Linked DNA regions of Mus musculus: regions 1 and 3 are each linked to region 2. Evidence: chromatin loops called from intact Hi-C (ENCODE). Cell type or tissue: left cerebral cortex. All regions are shown on one strand.

Region 1 (2,500 bases), 140 kb before region 2:
AAAAAAAAAAGTGTGGGGGGGGTATGTTTTAAAGAAAAAAGCCAGGTGGTAGGGCACATATTTCTTTTTTTTTTTTAAAGATTTATTTTATTATTATATGTTAGTACACTGTAGCTGTCTTCAGACACACCAGAAGAGGGAGTCAGATCCTGTCACGGATGGTTGTGAGCCACCATGTGGTTGCTGGGATTTGAACTCTGGACCTTTGGAAGAGCAGTCGGGTGCTCTTACCCACTGAGCCATCTCACCAGCCCTAGGGCACATATTTCTAATCCCAGCACTTGGGAGGCAGAGGCAGGCAGATCTCTTGAGTGTGAGACCAGCCTCATCTACAGAGCAAGTTTCAGTACAGCCAGGGCTACAAAGAGAAACTATCTTCAAAACTAAAAATAACCAAACAAAAAGTTGATAGATTTTAAGAGGCTACTTAAAAAAAAAAAAGAAAAAAAAAAGAAAAAAGATGGCGAGCCACATCTAAATAGTGAGTTCCAAGTCAGCCTGGACTACATAGGGAGAACCCTATTGCAATATTTCCTATCGAGAGAGAGAGAGAGAGAGAGAGAGAGAGAGAGAGGAGATAAAAGGATAAAAATAAAAATTTAGTAAGATGAATAATACTTTCATGTGACTTAAGAAAACGAATAAGCCAAGCATGGTCGCACATGCCTATTTTCCCTTTATCCAAAAGGTCAAGGCAGGAAGGTCAAGAGTTGAGGCTAGACTGGCACACATAGCAAGTTTCAGACTTGCCTGAGCTAAAAAGTAAGATCCTGACTCAAATCAAATCCTATGTAAACCAGGCTGTCTTCTGCCTTTTTGGGGTTAAAGGAGCGTGCAGCCAAGCCTTGGTTTCCTCTGCAGATCCTAATCAAAGAAAAGGTAATTTCAATTTTCTTTGTAGACCAGGCTGGCCTTGAACTCAAAAATCCGCCTGCCTTTGCCTCCCAAGTGCTGGGATTAAAGGAATGCCAGGTCCATTGTAATTTCTTCCAGACACTTCTTTAGGTGCTATGAATATAGAGTCCTAAAGAAAACAGACAAGGATGGAAAGAAACAGGCAACACAGATAAAATGAGGTACCTTCAATGCTAGAGAGGCAATGAAACAAAATCAAAGTGTAATCAAATACTTTCCTGGGTTATCTTTTGAATTTCAGTGTGATTAGAAGCAATAGGAGGATGGTGTGACCTAAACCTTTGATTATAGTTATTAGAAGGTCCCACAATCTGCCAGGATGGAAGCAGACAGGGCCCTAGAGTGGCATCTGTCCACCTCAGAGATATGGACCATAGCACTGGTAACAGTCTGAGACAGGAACTGGGTAGAACGATGTGTTTCTCTTTAAGAGTCAACGCGGTGGGGGCGGGGCTGAGCGTGTCTGGAGCTAGCGGAGGGTGGAGGTACCAGCCGGGAAGAGCCGCCCTCCGGATTGCGCGCGCGCCGTGCGGGGGCGGGATCGAGACCCGTCCGCATGGCTGGCTTTGGCCCCGGATGAGGAAGTGCGGTAGGTGGGGGGGGAGGGCACTGTGGAAGCGGTGGAAGCTGGAGCGCCCTCGGGCCTCGGCTCCCGAAGATCTGGTAGAGTTGGCGGCGGCGGGGACAGCAGGGACGGAGGCAGCCGACGCCAAAGTGGAGGGATGAGCACGAGCCGTGGAGGAGGCCACAGGGTAAGAGGCCTGGGCAGTCCCACGACCGCCTGGGGGTCCTCCGCCGGACGGTGCTGACTAAAGGGGGTCCGGGCCCCCAGCCTTTCAGGGAGCCGAAGGGCACCGAAGCAGTGCTGTTAGTGACAAACACCCACAGACATCCAGGAGATCAGGCTCTACGTCCCTGGGAGAAAACAGCTTCTCGGAGTCCTGGTTCCAGGGGAAGGAGGCTCCCATTCAACCTTCATCTGCAGGGGACCCCCAACTTCTCTCTCCTTGGAGAGGACGACGCCCCTTGTTGGTATACGCCTTTCCTCGGCTCTGGTCGATTTGTCAGCGAAGGGAGACCCGTTTATGGTGCCAAGGGGAATTCTTTATTCAAAAGAGCGACCCCCACTTTGGTCAGCGTCTTCCAAGTGAAGGAGGTTCTCAACTTTCCCAAAAGTGACAGAGGTATCCTATCTGCAAGAAACAGATCTCTCGATCCTTTATTTTTCACTTTCACCCCAAGATAGAGGGAGGCCCTGAATTTATGATATCGTAAGTCAGCTTTTCTCCCCTTCCCCCAGTCATGTCCACCAAGGGAGCTTTGGTTTTTGTGTTTTTATTAAGTCTCTTAGTATTGATTGAGCTGCTGCTCCTCTTTTGGAGTGTGATATTTGCAAGTTTGTATCTCCCACTTAACATCCTCATGACCTTGCCTCATCCCCTGTCAGTTGCAGCCCATCCTTAACCTGGGTACTTTTTTTTCTCTGAATTGTCATGAGGGCTCAAGGGAACTTTTGTGGAAAATGCTTGGTGCACAGTGAACGTTTGGTCAGTTGTTAGTATTGATATATTAAGAAAGAAAAGTC
Region 2 (2,500 bases):
TCATTTATCTAGTCATTTCTTTTCTTTCTTTCTTTCTTTCTTTCTTTCTTTCTTTCTTTCTTTCTTTCTTTCTTTCTTTCGTCCTTTCTCTTTCTTCCTTTCTCTTTCTTTCTTTCTCTTTCTTTCCTTTCTTTCTTTCTTTCTTCCTTTCTTTCCTTTCTTTCTTTCTTCCTTTCTTTCCTTTCTTTCCTTTCTTTCTTTCTTTCCTTTCTTCCTTTCTTTCCTTCCTTTCTCTTTCTTCCTTTCTCTTTCTTTCTTTCCTTTCTTTCTTTCTTTCTTCCTTTCTTTCTTTCTTCCTTTCTTCCTTTCTTTCCTTTCTTTCTTCCTTTCTTTCCTTTCTTTCTTTCCTTTCTTTCCTTTCTTTCTTTCTTTCCTTTCTTCCTTTCTTTCCTTTCTTTCCTTTCTTTCTTTCCTTTCTTTCTTTCCTTTCTTTCTTTCCTTTCTTTCTTTCTTTCTCTTTCTTTCTTTCTTTCCTTTCTTTCTTTCCTTTCTTTCTTTCTTTCTCTTTCTCTCTCTCTCTCTTTTTTCTTTCTTTCTTTCTTTCTTTCTTTCTTTCTTTCTTTCTTTCTTTCTTTCTTTCTTTCTTTCTTTCTTCTTTCTTTCTTTCTTTTTGCTTTTTTTCGAGACAGGGTTTCTCTGTATTGCCCTGGCTGTCCTGGAACTCACTCTGTAGACCAGGCTGGCCTCGAACTCAGAAATCCACCTGCCTCTGCCTCCCGAGCGCTGGGATTAAAGGCGTGCGCCACCACGCCCAGCCATTAGTCATTTCTTTAATTAATTTAGTCTTGGTTTTTTTTTTCGAGACTCAGCTGGTATTTTTTCCTATTTTTTTGTCTCCCCCCCCCCCCCCCAGAGCTGAGGACCGAACCCAGGGCCTTGCACTTGCTAGGCAAGCACTCTACCACTGAGCTAAATCTTCAACTCCTCCTATTTTTTATTTTTAAATTTTTAAAGGTTTAGATTTATTTATTTATTTATTTATTTATTCAGAATTATTTCTTTATTGAATTTTTTTTTTTTCTGAGACTGGGTGTCTCTGGGTTGAACCCCGAGACGGTTTCTCTCGCGCGCCACCCGGTGGCGACAAGTTGTCACTCCAACGCTCCGCTCCGGTCGGTGTCAAAGGATATGGATTTGCCTGCGGTCAACCGGCCAGCCTGAGGGAAGGGCGGGCAGTCGAGCGGCTTCGACCCGGTGACGGGGTCGCGTTTTAAAACAGTAGGTTACCGGGAGATTGTATCTGGAGCTACACAGGTGGGACCTACAACTCCCACCTTGCCTCGGTGCTTTTGTGATGTCACTTCCTGTAGCAAACAGGAAGTAACACCCGAGGCAGGAAATGACTACAACTCCCAGCATGCTTAAACACTAACTTCCTGCGCCAGACAGGAAGTTCCTCCGTTCCCAACAGGAAGTGAGTTCTTCTAGGGAAGAACTCGGAGCGTCAGCGACGACGAGGATTTCCGGTTTTGAGTTCGCTGCCCGGAAACAAACAGGGCATGCCGCATGCGTAGTTCCTCTCCTTGCCGAACCCAGTTTTCCTGGTCCTCTCCGCGTCGCCACCTCTGAGCAGCGCGACCTGATCTCCGGTTTCCCCGCAGCGACTACCGTTACCCCCGGCGACTCCAGTGACGTCACCGGGTCAGGTCCTGACCGAAGAGCCTTGGGCGACCCGTCACCACTCCTCGCCTGTTGACGTGTGCTGCAGCTGTACATGTGTACATGTGTACATGTGTGCCTGTTGTGTGATGCCAATGTACATGTGAACATGGGTCCCTCGTATGTGATGCTGCTGCACATGTAAATATGTGTGCCTGATGTGTCATGCTGTTGCACATGTTTACATGTGTGCCTGTTGTGTGATGCTGCTGTACTTGTGTACATGTGTGCCTGGTGTGTTATTAACCTGTAAATGTATGCCTAGTGTGTGTTGCCACTTTACATGTGTGCCGGGAGTGTGATTCTGCTGCACATGTGGACATGTGGGCCTGGTATGTGATGCTGCTGCACATGTGGACATGTGGGCCTGGTATGTGATGCTGCTGCACATGTGGACATGTGGGCCTGGTGTGTGATGCTGCTGTTCATGTGTCCTGGAGTTTGCCTGGTGTGTGATGCCACTTTACATGTGATCCAGGTGTTAGATGATGCTGTACATGTGTTCAGGTGTGCCTGGTATGTGTTGCTGTAGCACATGGGTACAGGTGTGGCTCTTTATGTGATGCTGCTGCACATGGGTTCATTTGTGCTGTGTGTGTGATACTCAGTGTGACACTCAGATACTCATGCAAACATCAGCTTTTATTTGTATGAGGGACTTGTGCCATGAGAATTTTTGAGAATTTTAGGAATTGTTCTGACCTCTCAAGAACATCAAATAAATAGTAAATGACTGAGATAGCAGAAGCAGCAGCTTTATTACCTCAGAAATAGTTGCATGGCCTGTGAACCACAATGGCTTGAATTTAGCTAGTTTTGATATCCACTCCACTGCCTTAGG
Region 3 (2,500 bases), 150 kb before region 2:
CCAACCATCCCTGATCTCTGATACTGCTCCACTCTTACCTGTCCAGTCTCCCTTGTGATATGGGTAATTTTTAAGGCACATCATAACTTCAGCCAACTTACACAATCCCCAAATATCAATCAATACTGACCACTGCCCCCAAAGCCCTTCTTGTGGATGACAAGTTTGTAGACCTTTGTGGTTCTCATTTTGTCTTGTGATTTCTTCAGCTGTTCCAATCTTGGAGCAGGGAAGTCATCTTGCTTTCCTGCTACTGAAACACAAATAAAAACATCGAGGATGTCAGGCTTCCTAAATTTGCTCTTTAATTTTAGACCTTGAAGGTACTGGTGGTTGTTCGGCTGAAAGGCGTGCCAACCCTTGCATTATATCGCTCCTCCAATTACCAAGAGAGACAAACAAATAGAAGTGTGCTTTAAAAATTAAAGGGAACTTGGGCTCAGATCTCGTCCATCCTCTAAAGCTATTTTCTCTACCGCATACCTAAAAGGGAGGCTTGTGGTGAGAGGGGCACTACCTTGTTTTTGTCTGCATCAGGAACACCAAAATAGTACAGGGATATTCGAAGAGGTTAGTCCATCACATAAGTAGAGGAACGTCAAAACAAGGGATTCGCCCAAGGTCACTCGAACTGTTATGCACTCCCATGACTCGCGGTCCACTAACAATGTCCTGGGGAAAAGAGAACTGAGGAAGGCTGCGGTTTCCTTGCCGACCCCTCTACTGGTACCAACTCTCAGCGGACCGTCCTGCCTCCATTTCACCGCTGCGGTCCGGGAAGCTTGGTGAGAGAAAGACTGGTCCAAGGTCACACGGGGAACTGCAAGAAGAGTCGGGCCTCGAACCTGGCTCAGGGACCCTTCCTTCAAGCCCCTCAAGTCTCAGCCCGAGGTTGGCGCTCGACTCCCCCCCCCAACCCCCCCACTTCCAGAGCCCCTGCGCGCCTCAGGCCCGGCCCGAGGCCAGATTCCGGACAGATCTCCCCAGGACCTCCTCAGGATATCCCACCTGAGCCCCCACAGTTCGCGCAGCTTCCGCACCAGGGCTCTAGGAACCAGACAGACAGCACCACCGAAGAGCGCTCACCTGAGCCCGCGCCGCTCCCGAGGCTCCGCCCCGAGTCCCCGCCCCTCGCCAGTCCCTGCTCAGCCGGCTTGGCCGCTCTAGCCCAGCCTCCGCCTCGTCTCGGTGGCCGCGCCACTTCCTCCTCCGGGGCTGCGGGGAGGTGGGGGGGGCGGGGCGGGGGGGAGGCTGGGGGCGTGGCGTTGAGTCCGACTTCAAACCGAGTTCCCGTTGGCGTTTCCCGCCACCGTCTACAGGGCTGCCCGCTTTGCATGGAAAATTTGAAAATAGAGCCACAGCCAAGACCTTCGTTTCAGAAGAGCGAAGTGATTTCGTAATAGGAGAAACTCGAGAGAGTCGACTCTTACCTCGCGGAGCTGTTTCCATGTGTTTGACGAAGTTAATAACTAAACCTGGTCCAGAGGGCTATTGAGAAGTGCAAAAGTCTCTGCGGGTGGTGGCTCCCCCTCCTAATCCAGGTTCTGTAGAGACAAGAGTGCTGAACATTCCCTAGAGTTCTTGGGCTATGTAGCAAGAAAACGGGGGTGTGTATAATTCATGAGCGAGTTACTAACTTATTGAAAACTGTTAAATATAATTAAGAAGTACAAGTTAATGATAAGTACAAATGTAACATGTACAGAGACAAGCTTGGAAGGAGAAACCAATTTACATTACCCATTATATACTCTTTTGTTGTCAAAATTAAACCTAATGTACATAAGTCAAAACAAGTGTACAGTAAACTTAAAGTTTGTTTGATTAAAAAAAATATTCAAAACATTGAATGCCCGAGTACAATGGGTTAAATCTACAATAGGCTCGCATGGCAGAAGGCCCAGTAGTTTCCTTAGATGGGGCATAAATCATCCAACCAGAGTAAATTGCGTGGTGGCACACGCCTTTAATCCCAGCACTCAGGAGGCAGAGGCAGGCGGATTTCTGAGTTCGAGGACAGCCTGGTCTACAAAGTGAGTTCCAGAACAGCCAGGGCTACACAGAGAAACCCTATCTCAGAAAACCAAAAAAAAAAAAAAAAAAAAAAAAAACCAAAAAAACAAAAACAAAACAAAACTGTAAGTTGTGTGTTAGCCTCATTACAGAGTAAGGATTCATGGGAAGAAGAACCTGCTAGAAGGCCTGACCTGTTCCCACCTTGTAGGCCAAAACAAACAAACAAAGCCAAAAACCTCCTTATCTAAAGATGAATTATTCCTCATGTCTCAAAAAATGGAGGTGGGAAAGGTAGATTCTCTTGTCCATTGGAGGATCTCAGAGTCTGCACCACATCCTAAATGACTTAAAGAGCAGAGACAAATAGCAAGATGCTATCTATACACAGGGGAATCTGTCCTGTGAGTGCTATGAGACCCACTTGCTAGTTCAGTCAGCTACACCCTCCACCCTGTTAGCAAAAGCAACTTTCAGGAAACACACC

Evidence for each region. Hi-C counts contacts between places; a loop is a spot of excess contacts. Peaks named below come from ENCODE experiments on the same cell type or tissue, not always from the same donor. Only the 100,000 strongest peaks of a DNase experiment are listed, where the experiment ranks them.
Region 1: a loop joins it to region 2, with 14 times the contacts of the local background. A loop is called at or near these places in 9 of 42 quality-filtered maps.
Region 3: it touches region 2 in a loop (2.9-fold over the local background); 8 of 42 quality-filtered maps call a loop at or near these places.

The regions. Positions count from the first base shown.
Region 1 is chr5:32,853,260-32,855,759 of GRCm38, reverse strand. It overlaps Prr14l (proline rich 14-like), which reads left to right and starts at 1,530. Exons shown (of 11, transcript NM_194340.2): 1 at 1,530-1,667. In left cerebral cortex, no CTCF peak of the experiment used is centred here; a DNase peak (open chromatin) is centred at 1,414; H3K4me3 peaks cover 1,444 bases; H3K27ac peaks cover 1,213 bases.
Region 2 is chr5:32,712,974-32,715,473 of GRCm38, reverse strand. No RefSeq gene overlaps it. Among named protein-coding and RNA genes, the nearest start is that of Gm52771, 19 kb to the left of the region's middle. In left cerebral cortex, a CTCF peak has its summit at 1,087; a DNase peak (open chromatin) is centred at 1,342; H3K4me3 peaks cover 1,600 bases; H3K27ac peaks cover 789 bases.
Region 3 is chr5:32,862,330-32,864,829 of GRCm38, reverse strand. Depdc5 (DEP domain containing 5) reads right to left here and starts at 1,109. Exons shown (of 43, transcript NM_001170567.1): 1 at 1,009-1,109; 2 at 131-253. The coding sequence starts at 188. In left cerebral cortex, no CTCF peak of the experiment used is centred here; DNase peaks (open chromatin) are centred at 759 and 1,176; H3K4me3 peaks cover 1,655 bases; H3K27ac peaks cover 614 bases.